Linked DNA regions of Homo sapiens: region 1 is linked to region 2. Evidence: chromatin contacts called from ENCODE Hi-C data. All regions are on one chromosome and are shown on one strand. Each heading gives the region's core, a stretch centred on a gene start or an enhancer-like site at or near the end of the contact. The rest is flanking DNA. Distances are from core to core; before and after follow the strand shown. Region 1 holds the start of EDRF1-DT (EDRF1 divergent transcript). Region 2 holds the start of WDR11 (WD repeat domain 11).

Evidence for each region. A loop is a pair of places that touch in the nucleus more often than their neighbours do. Pooled maps may share reads with other maps.
Region 1: a map of CD8-positive, alpha-beta T cell shows a loop between it and region 2 (6-fold over the local background). The contact joins the promoter of EDRF1-DT here to the promoter of WDR11 in region 2. A Hi-C loop is called at or near these places in 1 of 168 maps with a recorded cell type or tissue (CD8-positive, alpha-beta T cell), 3 of 37 single-sample maps with no recorded cell type and 8 of 50 pooled maps.

Annotation. Positions count from the first base shown.
Region 1 is chr10:125,716,701-125,723,299 of GRCh38, reverse strand. It overlaps EDRF1-DT (EDRF1 divergent transcript), which reads left to right and starts at 3,807. Exons shown (of 5, transcript NR_033847.1): 1 at 3,807-3,878. EDRF1 (erythroid differentiation regulatory factor 1) reads right to left here and starts at 3,591. Exons shown (of 25, transcript NM_001202438.2): 1 at 3,385-3,591; 2 at 1,888-2,096; 3 at 166-232. The coding sequence starts at 3,492. RefSeq lists enhancers at 2,708-3,690, 3,806-3,885, 4,366-4,475.
Region 2 is chr10:120,849,569-120,855,895 of GRCh38, reverse strand. It overlaps WDR11 (WD repeat domain 11), which reads right to left and starts at 4,534. Exons shown (of 29, transcript NM_018117.12): 1 at 4,390-4,534; 2 at 3,261-3,372. The coding sequence starts at 4,475. WDR11-DT (WDR11 divergent transcript) reads left to right here and starts at 4,717. Exons shown (of 3, transcript NR_033850.1): 1 at 4,717-5,202. RefSeq lists enhancers at 4,050-4,109, 3,804-4,347, 4,120-4,589, 4,750-4,869, 4,348-4,892.

The DNA of each region.
Region 1 (6,599 bases), core at 2,558-5,057, 4.9 Mb before region 2:
ATACTTTAACAACAAAAAAGATACTCAATAATCAGGTAAGTTTTATCTTATTTCATCACTAATTTCTCAAGACTTGCACATTTATATTATGCAAAACACAGCATGATATAAAACACCTATCACAAAACACCTCCAAAATTACATTAAGCGACAAATAACACTTACTTCAGAGTCAGAGACAACATCCACATCATTTCCCACTGAATCAATAAAGTCATATGCCATGCCAAAGCTACCAAAGAGAAAAAAGGACACAGGTTATGAGGTCATGCTCATAATCATGCAAGTAGAGCTTAATAACAATACTGTAGCTCATTGCTTCTAGGATACACATTTTCCACATTTTAACAACTCTGAAACCAGGATGTGTATCACCATCACAGTTGGCAAGTTTTTTTTTCTTAGTGGTACTAAAATAATGGTGTGTCTTAAAGTCAATGGCATCTTAGATTTGATAAAACATGGTAATAATCATTAGAAGCATCCAGTAGGAAATATTTAGAATAAAAACAATTATTCTTTATTTTTGTAATCACAAAACTCAAAGTCTCCAAGGGAAAATAGTTCAAAACTTTATTCTTTTTAGGTGGAGAGATAAGAAAAACAGAAACAGAAACATTTATCAGGATTTTACTTTCTGAGATTGTGTTTCTAGTGATATACAATACCTCTTAAAAAAATACATGAAAAAAATGTACCTGACACCAATTCAGCCACAAAAGGAAATTAAAAAAAAATGTTAATTGAGCAGCCAACTGATGCCACGTACCACCTGAAGCACATCTATAGTCTATAAGCCTGAAAGGTACCCGACATCACCATGTTCCAACTACTAAATGGCAGAGTCAGGACACTTACCAAGGACTACCTAACAGCAAAGCATGCTTTGTGATTTACTGTATGCTTGAGCCAAATTATTTAGCTCTTCTCAGCTTCCGTTTTCTCAGGTGCAATATAATTAACAGTGCCTATCTCAAAGAGTTGTTGTGAGAATTAAATGAGATAAGCATATAAATACTTGCCACAGCATTTGTATAGAGTCAATATAATTATTCAAATTTCCTCACAACATTTAATTATGTTGACAAATCACAACTGATTAAGCCATTCTTTTAAAAAATGATATTTGGGTTATTCCCAACTTTTTGCTCCTATAAATGATGCTACAAACAAACAGCATTTTTGCAAATATAACTTTTATTTTCTGAGGCTTTAGGATAATTTCCAAAATACCAGCTCATAAAGTATTAGTGTATTTGTGCCTCTTGCTACAAGTTACATGGAAATATTTTAGATTGAGTTGCTGAGAAGGGGGAAGAAGAAAAGAGAACCCTACACATTAAATGTCCTACAGTATGTACATTAATACATTTTTCTCTATAAGACCTCAGGCTACTCTCTCAACTTTGAACACCATCAGTTCTGGTGTCAAAGTCAAGGTGTAGGTCACCCAACATGCTGGGTTTTTAAATCTGGCTTTTCCAGATCAACCTGCCACCATTTAATGAAAAACTCCACAGGAAAGATGAAGGAATGTTCAAGGTTTTCCTCCTCATGCACCAAGCTGATCCTTTGTATTCACATATCCAAAAGGTATGCAAATTGGCTAAAATGAAAGGGCTGATTGAACTTTGGCAGTCAAAACTCATCTTTGCTGATAACATGACGTAGACTTAAAAGAAGCATATGCAATTGATATTGTATGTATATCTTCATGTTTTAACATCATCTATTATCAGAATAAAAAGCCTTTGAAAATCAAATGTGATCTTTCTCTAAAGAGAAATCTCGACAAGTTAATAGGCATTACAAACTGAATTTAAAAGCAAATAAGAGTTTTAAGTGAGGGTGGAGGGGCAGGTAAAAATGCCACTGATTAATATTTACCTTGAAAATGGCTTGCTTTTCTTGCTGTTGCCAAGAATGGTAGTTCCTGCTGGCCCTAGTTTGGCACTCTCTCGTAACCAGTTGGCAGGTGGGAGTTTCAAGTCTGTTTTCTCTTCAAGGCGTGCAAATGCTGTTCGAGGAGGGGCAGAAGAGTATTTCACCACAGCTCGGCTCTTCACTTCATTGCCTCCAAGAAATAAAGCTGATCCCTAATTAACACATTGGGTGAAACTTTAATGAAAATTACTAAGAACGAAAAATCTCACCTTTATAAAAAGAAAACAAGAACCTGTCACACCAGGCTTCACAAGGAACGTATGCCACATGTTACTAACAGCACTTAATAAATTTGAGCATAAATGGTAACATTTACTTAGTTCTTTTACACCAACTTCAAAGAAAAAAGATGAGTCAAGGAGTATGATGGTTATGGTTATCAGCTAGAAAATGGACCACCCACATCTCTTTTAAAATGTATTCATGTAAAGTGGAGAAGCAGAAACCAAGGAGACTCAATGGTATCATGTTAACTAGATGCAAACTTTAGTAAAGCCTATTTTCAGTATTAAAGATGTATTTTAATTCTTTTTTTTTTTTTTTTTGAGACGCAGTCTTGCTTTGTCGCCCAGGCTAGGGTGCAGTGGAGCAATCATGGCTCACTGCAACCTCGGCTTCTGGGGTTTACGCCATTCTCCTGCCTCAGCCTCCCTAGTAGCTGGAATTACAGGCGTGCACTACCACGTCCGGCTAATTTTTGTATTTTTAGTAGAGACAGGGTTTTGCCATGTTGGCCAGGCTGGTCTCGAACTCCCCGACCTCAGGTGATCCACCCACCTCGGCCTCCCAAAGTGCTAGGATTACAGGCGTGAGCCACCGCGCCCGGCCAAAGATGTATTTTAATTTTAATAACACATCATTCATAAAATAGTCTGGTAGAACATTTGGGCTTTTTGTTTTAATGCAAATATTTAGTAATCGATGCATCGGTTCATGCATGCATGCATGGTTCAAATACTCTTGAGTCTCTAACTTCATAGAAAGGCATTGGGGGTTCGTTCCTCACAGCCTGCACTTGCACACTCCCAAAGCAAGTTCGGCGTCTGGGTTCAATATTCTAACCTTTCACGCAGTACCTCTTCTGCATGGCAAACATTTTACACCCTTTGTGAATTAGTTCGGTCTCATTCTCGGCGAGTCACTACCTGGCACCGTTTCTTCCCTCCTGCTTTGCACGACTGTGCCACGTTTTGGAACGACATATTTACATGTACCCTCCTTGAGAGGAAAGATCGTATCTAATTCACCTGTCGGCTACCAGAACTGCTTTTAATACGAATACCTGCCGACTGGAGCATGGACTTCAACTCCCTGTTTTGGGGGTGTCAGGGAAACATGGAGAAGCCTCCAGAATCTGCCGGGAACCGTGGCATCCCTCCCCGGTGGAGCGGGTCCTCCGCTCCCACATCCCTGGCAGGTCCCCCTCCGCGGAGGACTCACCTGTGCAGAAGATTCCTCGGATTCTCCCTGGGACAGGAGGCTGAGCCCTCCTCGAGCGGCGGCCCCGGCCGGCGGACCCTCGGCTCCGGCCTCCTTGGCATCCCCCATCACTTCGATCCAGGGCAGGCGATACGACGGGGGAGCGGAGGAGCAGCAGCAGCAACGCAGGCCCAAAGCAGGGTAAGCGCCAGAGACGCTCCGCGGACCGCACTTCCGGTCTCTGCCAGGAAGAAGTAGCTGTGACTCGCCATTAAATCTCGCGATCTTTGTCCCGAAGGCCCGGCCCCGCCTCCCGCTGCGGGTGCCACCTTCGCGGCCAGGGCGGGAATTGTAGTGCGCCTGCGCTTGTCCGAACCTCTTCGGGAGACTACTTCTCGCGGTATCTGACTCCTAGGCTCCGCCCTCTGCACGCCGCTCACGGTATCTGACGCTCAGGCTCCGCCCCCTGCATGTCTTTGTTGGCAAACAGTTCTGGGGGTCGTCCGATCCTGCAGGTAGTGTCCGCGTGGGAGGGGAGGTGCAGCCGTCAGCGCTGCCGGCGGCTCCCGTTACGTGAATTAGTGAGAGGTTCAAACTTCTTCCCCAGGCTTCAGTGTCACATCTTTTCACACGGGCACCCCGAGGGCCCGGACTGGAAAGGCGAGCCAGCCATCTCGAGACTGGGCGCTCCTGCCCGCCTTTTAGTGCCCATGTGGCCCCATCCTGGGTGTGGGAGCGGCGGGGCTTCCGGGGAGGGCGCTGGGACGCGCGGACGAGGCCCTCCCCGTTTAGGGAATGGGTGGCTTTCGGAGTCTTCTGGGGGCCCGGCATGCCCGCTGCTTGCGGGGCGTCCCAGGTGGTGCAGGACCCGTGAGACGCTGAACCTGGGGCCTCGTAACGCCTAGGTTTCCATTCGGGCGCTCTGGATGGGTCCGAGACTCGGCATTTCTCACAGGTTCCCAGGAAACGATGCCAGCGCTTTGAGTAGCGAAGAGGTGGAGAAATAGCCCGGGCCGTTTGCAAGCTTTGAAGGTCCAGGCTCTCTTTCACACTCCTCAGTGTCATCTCAAACTGTCAAACGCAGCCACATCCGTTATACAATACATGTTTTGTAGTAAAAGTGTTTTGTTGTGCCGTAAGATACAGAAAGTGTTTTTAAAAATTAACTTGGCTCTTGCAATTTGGCTGTCTCAATTTGTAATTCACGTTTGGCTCTTACAACTCACTGTCCTGTCCGTTTTCAGGAATGCTCCTGATGAGTAAGCATTCAACTCACAAATTGCTTTCAAATGTAACAAAACAATTTTATGAATTAAATTTAACAGGCCGGGCGCGGTGGCTCACGCCTTTAATCCCTGCACTTTGGGAGGCCGAGGTGGGCAGATTGCCTGAGGTCAGGAGATCGAGACCAGCCTGACGAACAGGGTGAAACCCCATCTCTACTAAAAATACAAAAATTAGCCAGATGTGGTGGTGGGCGCCTGTAATCCCAGCTACTAGGGAGGCTGAGGCAGGAGAATCGCTTGAACCTGGGAGGCAGAGGTTGCAGTGAGCAGAGATGGCAACACTGCGCTCCAGCCTGGGCGATAGTGAGACTCTGTCTTAAAAAAATAATAATAGTGAATTAAATTTAACAGTTAATTTGATATAATAGTGTATTTTGTAGACATTTACTTCAACATGTATTGATTTTGATTTTTATCATTTCATTTGAATATTGCAGCCAATAATTCTTTTTTGGTTTTTGCAAGTTATGCATTGTTTTTTATGGTGAAAAGTTGAACATAATATCTAACACTAGGAGGAGGATAGTCAAATTTGGTTTTGGTAGAAAATAAACCCTGTGCAACCATAAACTTGTTTTTCAGGAATATTTAAGAACATTTAAATTGCATATCATATAATGTTAAGTGATAAGTGAAATTTTAAAAAGCCAATATGCAGCCTAGCGCGGTGGCTCACGCCTGTAATCCCAGCACTTTGGGAGGCAGATGCGGGTGGATCACGAGGTCAGGAGATCGAGACCATCCTGGCTAACACGGTGAAACCCCGTCTCTACTAAAAATACAAAAACAAAATTAGCCAGGTTTGGTGGCAGGCACCTGTAGTCCCAGCTACTCAGGAGCCTGAGGCGGGAGAATGGTGTGAACCCAGGAGACGGAGCTGGCAGTGAGCCGAGATTGCACCACTGCACTCCAGCCTGGGCAGCAGAGCGAGACTCCGTATAAAAAAAAAAAAGCCAATGTGCAATATGATCTTAATTTTAAAAACGTCTCCATTTCTGTCTCTGTGTCCACAAAACAGACCTCTGAGCCGTAAAATGAAGTGATTTAAAATTTATTCTTTACATTTATTGATTTGCATATATTGAACTAGCCTTGCATCCCAGGGATGAAGCCCACTTGATCATGGTGGATAAGCTTTTTGATGTGCTGCTGGATTCGGTTTGCCAGTATTTTATTGAGGATTTTTGCATCAATGTTCATCAAGGATATTGGTCTAAAATTCTCTTTTTTGGTTGTGCCTCTGCCCGGCTCTGGTATCAGGATGATGCTGGCCTCATAAAATGAGTTGGGAGGATTCCCTCTTTTTCTATTGATTGGAATAGTTTCAGAAGGAATGGTACCAGTTCTTCCTTGTACCTCTGGTAGAATTCGGCTGTGAATCCATCTGGTCCTGGACTCTTTTTGGTTGGTAAGCTATTGATTATTGCCACAATTTCAGAGCCTGTTATAGGTCTATTCAGAGATTCAACTTCTTCCTAGTTTAGTCTTGGGAGGGTGTATGTGTCGAGGAATTTATCCATTTCTTCTAGATTTTCTAGTTTATTTGCATAGAGGTGTTTGTAGTATTCTCTGATGGTAGTTTGTATTTCTGTGGGATCGGTGGTGATATCCCCTTTATCATTTTTTATTGCATCTATTTGATTCTTCTCTCTTTTCTTCTTTATTAGTCTTGCTAGCAGTCTATCAGTTTTGTTGGTCCTTTCAAAAAACCAGCTCCTGGATTCATTAATTTTTTGAAGGGTTTTTTGTGTCTCTATTTCCTTCTGTTCTGCTCTGATTTTAGTTATTTAAACAGAACCAAAGACAAAAACCACATGATTATCTCAATAGATGCAGAAAAGTCCTTTGACAAAATTCAACAACTCTTCATGCTAAAAACTCTCAATAAATTAGGTATTGATGGGCTGTATCTCAAAATAATAAGAGCTATCTATGACAAACCCACAGCCA
Region 2 (6,327 bases), core at 3,285-5,784:
CCATTCATTGTAGTAGAGGTCCTAGCCAATGCAACATGGCAAGAAAAATAGAAGACACACAGATTATCAATGAAAACATTAAACTGCAGTCACTTGCAGTGACATGACTGTCTACTTAAAAAAAATTTACCCAAAATTACTATTAAATAGATCTACTAAGTGAAGTTAGCTAGATTACAGGATATGATCAATAAACAAAAATTAATAGTATTTTTCCCTATTTCACATCATATATAAAAATTAACTCAAAATGGATTAAAAGCTAAAGCTCTAAAATTCTAAGAAAAAAACAAAGGTATATATCTTCTTGATATTGGAGAAAGCAATGGTTTCTTGGATATGGCACAAAAAGTACAAGCAACAACAATACAAAATAATAAATTGGACTACATCAAAATGAAAAAGTTTTGTTCTTCAAAAGACACCACCAAGAAAGTAAAAAGACAACCCACAAATTGAGAGAAAATATTTGCAAATCATGTATCAATCCAAACATATGACACAAAAAAGTCTAAAAATAAACAATTCATAAATTATGCGCTTTTCTGAATAGCATGATGAAATCTCCCACTGTCCTGTTCCATCCTGCCTTAATCATAAATCATCCCTTTGTCCAGAACATCCATGCTGTATACACCACCTGCCCTCAGTAGCCATACTGATTATCAGATCAACTGTTGTGATATCTCAGTGCTATGTTCAAGTAACCCTTATTTTACTTTATAATGCCCCCAAAGTGCAAGAGTAGTAATGCTGATGTATTGTTATAATTGTTCTCCTTTATTATTATTAGTTATTGTTGTTAATCTCTTATTATGCCTAATTTATAAACTTGATCATAGGTAAGTATGTATGAGACAAAACAGTATATACAGGGTTTGGTTTATAAACTTTATCATAAGTAAGTATGTATGAGAAAAAGCACAATATATATAGGGTTCAGTACTATCCAGGGTTTCAGGCTTCCACTGGGGTCTTGGAACATTTCCCTTCTGGATAAGGGAGGACTACTGTATACAAAGAAATCTTACGACTCAATTATAAAAAGATAAATAATACAATTTTAAAATGGGCAAAGGACCTGCATAGACATTTCTCCAAAGAAGATATACAAATGGCCAATAAGCACATGAAAAGATACTCCACACCTTTAGCCATCAGGGAAATGCAAACCAAAGCCACAATGAGAATCAATTCATACCCATTAGGATGGTTATAATCAAAAGAACAGAGAACAGCAAGCGTTGGTGAGGATTTGGACAAATTAGACTCCTCATACACTACTAATGAGAATGTTAATTTGGAAAACAGTCCAGCAGTTCCTCAAAAAGTTAAACAGAGTTACCATATGAGTCAGTAATTCCACCCCTAGAAACATACTCAAGGGAAATGAAAACACAGGTTCACACAAAACTTGCACATGAATGTGCAAAGCAGCATTATTCGTAACAGGCAAAAAGTACAAAATATCCAAATGTCCATCAATAAAATAAATGTGATACATCCTTACAGTGGAATATTATTCATCAGTAACAGAGTATTGATATATGCTACAACGCAGATGAACCATGAAAACATTATCCTAAGTGAAAGAAGTCATGCACAAAAGACCACAAATTATATGATTCAATTTATATAAAATCCCCAGAATGGGCCAGTCTACAGACACAGAAAGTAGGTCAGTGGTTGCCAAAGGATGAGGGAAATGGGGGAAATGGAATATGACTGCTAGTGGATATAGGGTTTCTTTTTGAGGTAAAAAAGTTCATTGTAATTGTGGCTGCATTAACTGTGGATATACTAAAAGCCACAGAATTGTGCATTTTAAGTCAGTACATTTTATGGTATGAGTATCTCAATAAAGCTATTATTTAAAAAAGAAAAAGACTCCAAATCTCTATCTCTAATCCTGACCTATCTCCTAAAGCCCGGATCACTATAATGCAATATATTACAGGCATCTCAGATTTTGCATGTTGAAAACTTAAAAATTCACTGACTTCACAGATGCTTACCTCTGATAACTGGAAACACTGTCATTCAATTACACCAAAAGAAACCTTGGAGTCACTCTATTCTCTTACTCTCCTTTATACTGATCACTATAAAGGCTATCAGGTTTACCTCTTTGCTGCTCTTAAACATGACTTCTCCATGCCCCAGCTTTATTTTAGGCCCTTAGAATTTCCCACCAAAATTACTGCAGAAATCTCCTAAATGATCTTACTGCCTCCAGTCTTGCATTTCTTCAGCAGATCCTCCACTGCTGCCAGAGTTTTTCTAAGACGCGAATATGGTCACATCAATCTCCTACTCAAAAATCCAAATTCCTGCTGGGCGCGGTGACTCACACCTGTAATCCCAGCACTTTGGGAGGCCAAGGCGGGTGGATCACGAGGTCAGGAGCTCGAGACCATCCTGGCTAACATGGTGAAACCCGGTCTCTACTAAAAATACAAAAAATTAGCTGGGCATGGTGGTGGGTGCCTGTAGTCCCAGCTACTCAGGAGGCTGAGGCAGGAGAATGGCGTGAACCCAGGATGTGGAGCTTACAGTGAGCCGAGATCATGCCACTGCACTCCAGCCTGGGCGACAGAGTGAGATTCTGTCTAAAAAAAAAAAAAATCCAAACTCCTTCGTAATCTTACAAAACTTCAGGACAGACAGCTGAATCTCTCTGGCTGCCTCTTATTTCATCACTCCTACAAGTGTCCCATCTTTAGCCATCTTTATGGCACGCTACTTACTTCTGTGTATATTCTTGCTTTTCCCTGCAATGCTCCTTGTCAATTTTTTACTTGGCTAACTACTGTCTACTAGTCTTGAAACTGTAGACTTCTGTGACTCTCCTCACAACCAGGCAATATGCAGCTCCTCTGTTTTCTCACAGCGTGTTACGCAAGTCTCACTTATCACACTATCACGCTGTGAGTCTTCCTTATAAGATGGAGAATTATCTGAGGGCTTTCATCTCCATATCCATAGCATATGGTAAGTGCTCAAAACTAAGGAATGACTGAGTGGTCTTGTAAATGGTAGAACTTTCATCTGCCTTAAAATGATCTAACAACTAGCATTTAATAACTCACCCTGTATTGACATTAAGTCATATATATGAAAATTCTAGGCTACCCCAAATAGGTTGTTATATTTAAAAGCTATTCAACACTTACACGTAAGACTTAATGAGAGCTTAGTGATACACAGTATTAAACTTTAGACTAGACAACATGTTAGCGTCAAAGTGGGATTTTACTTACCTTTACAACATCAGCTTTATGCTTTTCTAAAACTTGAAGAGTTTGGGCAGTAATGGAATCAATCACTACCACAAGTGAATGACATCCATAAGCAATTAAACCTTGCCAGCCCCTAGCAAAACAGTAATGTTAAAGTTTAAGTACAGAACAAAGCAGGACGACTTCTTTCTTGCCAAGCCTAAATAAATGATAAGTCTAATTCATATGTACCACCATTAATAAAATCATTTAAACCCAAAGGCCAGTATTTATCATTATCCCACTTAAATAAAAGATCTGGCTAAGCTTAAAATGCTTGTTGAAATTCACTTTTCATTCGGATAAAAAAAGTTCTAAAAGATATGAAAATAGAGACCCGAGGACATAAAAAGGAACTTGTGCCCTCTGACTGTTCTTGTAGGCATACGTCTTTCGCTTATCCGATTTCTAATCCTTAGTATCCACAATGTGCCTGGGGATACTGCGACTAATCCTAGTCCTTCCAACTAAATAAAACGACAAACACTGCACAAGACGTTTCAGTCCTCCTAACAACATCCCACAGCCACAGAATTTTGCTTTACATTTGTCTAATGAGTAGTTTTCAGAGCTGCAGTAGTAATTTATAGTGAAAGGAGAGAGTAATAAAGACGACCTGTTGAAGGCAGGAATGTTCTACACAGGAGGAGCCCGAAAAGAGGTGAAAAGGACAGGTGAAAGAACAGGCGCCTAGCACAGGGTCTGGCACATTGTTGAAAGACAACAGGAATACAAGACAACGAAAAAGAAAAGACAGGATGGGAAAGAGAAAGTGCACAGGGAATTAATGGTGGAGAGAGAGAAGCCTGGAAGCTGGAGGAGAGGAAAAGAGAGAGGAATGGAACGGCAAAAGGGCGAGGTGCAGAGAAAACAGCAGAGAAATACGCGAGAAAGAGGGGAAATGTATTTGCATGGGGGAATTTCCCACACGGGGCTATTATCACTTTTGTAACAACAAAAATCCACCAACTGAAAGCAAGCTCATTGCGTGAGGGCGGCTCCCTGCCTTAGCGAGGCCAAACTAACCAGGGGGTGAAACCTCTTGTCCTTCCCCCTTCCCCCTCACACATTCCTGGCCGATCCTGGCGACCTGGAAGCTCGGCGTCCTCACCAGTCCACCGCCGCCTTGTTGTGGGCGTTGAGGGCCCCCGTGAGGGTGCGCGCCGACACCTTGAAGTTCACTGTGTAGGGCAACATCCCGGCGGCCAGCCCAGGACCTGGGCGCTGACCCGCAACCAGGAAGCGGCGGACACTGTGCTTCCGTTCCAAACAGAGTCCGGGTGGCCCCCTCGGCGCCGCTGTCAGGTTCCTCTAGATTCAAGTTCTACAGGCTCCGGGTTCCACCGCTCCCGGATTCCATCGCCCCCAGGTTCCGTTGCCTTCAGTTTCCTAGGATCCTAGGTTCCGCACTCTCCAGAGTTCCGCCGCTTAGGCGGTTGTGCTAATCTGCGTCAGCTGGGGCTGTATTTGGAAGAAGAGGCGCTGCCTCCAGTCAAGTCTGTTTTTTTCAGGTGGGGACTGTAGGCCTTTGTGCCCTGCTGGAAATCGTGAAAAGCAAGAGAGAAGAGTCCCAGTTATTCTTGCTGCCTTTGATAAGTGAATTTAGGGCAACTACTAGTGCCAGTAGGCATGGGGGATCTACCGATGAAGAAGACACAAAGTCTCCGCTCTCGTGGAGTTTACAGAGAATAATGAATGAGATTAATTAAGAAATGAATGAGATTAATTGAATGAAATTGCCAGACTGAATGAAGTGAATGGCCTGAATATAAACAATTTCCAAATACAGATAACACTGCATATCTGGTGTTTGCAATACTCCCTTCGCACTTGAGGAAGAAGCACTATGTCTGGGGCCAAGTGTGACCCTTTGTCTGTTGCTGGGTACCTTTCATTTCGCACTTTCTCCTCTGCTGCTCTCCAGGTCAGACCCAGTCCTTCCCTCCTTTGTGTTCAGTGTTGGGTTTATACGCTTTAACTATAGCACTTAATGCAATGATTTCTTTTCAGCAATGATATTTGCAGATGTGTGTTTCTCTCCCCAATACATTGTTAGTTTCATGCGCGTCCGTGTGAAGAGACCACCAAACAGGCTTTATGTGAGCAATAAAGCTGTTTATTTCACATGGGTGCAGGTGGGCTAAGTCCGAAAAGAGTCAGCGAAGGGAGATAGGGGTGGGGCTGTTTTATAGGATTTGGGAAGGTAATGGAAAATTAGTCAAAGGGGGTTGTTCTCTGGTGGGCAGGGGTGGATCTCACAAAGTACATTCTCAAGGGTGGGGAGAATTACAAAGAACCTTCTTAAGGGTGGGGGAGATTACAAAGTACATTGATCAGTTAGGGTGGGGCAGGAACAAATCACAGTGGTTGAATGTCATCAGTTAAGGCTGTTTGTACTTCTTTTGTGGATCTTCAGTTACTTTAGGCCATCTGGATGTATACATGCAAGTCACGGGATGCGATGGCCTGGCCTGGGCTCAGAGGCGTGACATTCCTGCCTTCTTATATTAATAAGACAAAACAAAATAGTGTTGAAGTGTTGAGGCGGCGAAAATTTTTGGGGGGTGGTATGGAGAGAGAATGGGTGATGTTTCTCAGGGCTGCTTCAAGTGGGATTAGGGGTGGCGTGGGAACCTACAGTGGGAGAGATTAAGCTGAAGGGAGGTCTTGTGGTAAGGGGTGATATTGTGGGGATGTAAGAAGAAACATTTGTCGTATAGAATGATTGGTGACGGCCTGGATACGGTTTTGGATGAATTGAGAAACTAAATGGAATAAGAGAAGGAGAAAAACAGGTATAAAAGGTCTAAGAATTGGGAGGACATAGGACATCTGATTAGAGAGTGCCTAAGGAGATTCAGCATAGTCCTGCCAGCAAAGATTATTTATTTACTTCAAGAGTTTAGAGTGGCAGTTTGGGGATAGCACCAGGAGATATCAGCTGTGATGGCTTGGAGAAACAGTGTAAACCGGCAGTGTAAACAAGAGCAGGGCATGTATGAGTAGTTGAGAATGGTGAATAGGAGTATGACTACAAAAGATAGGGATG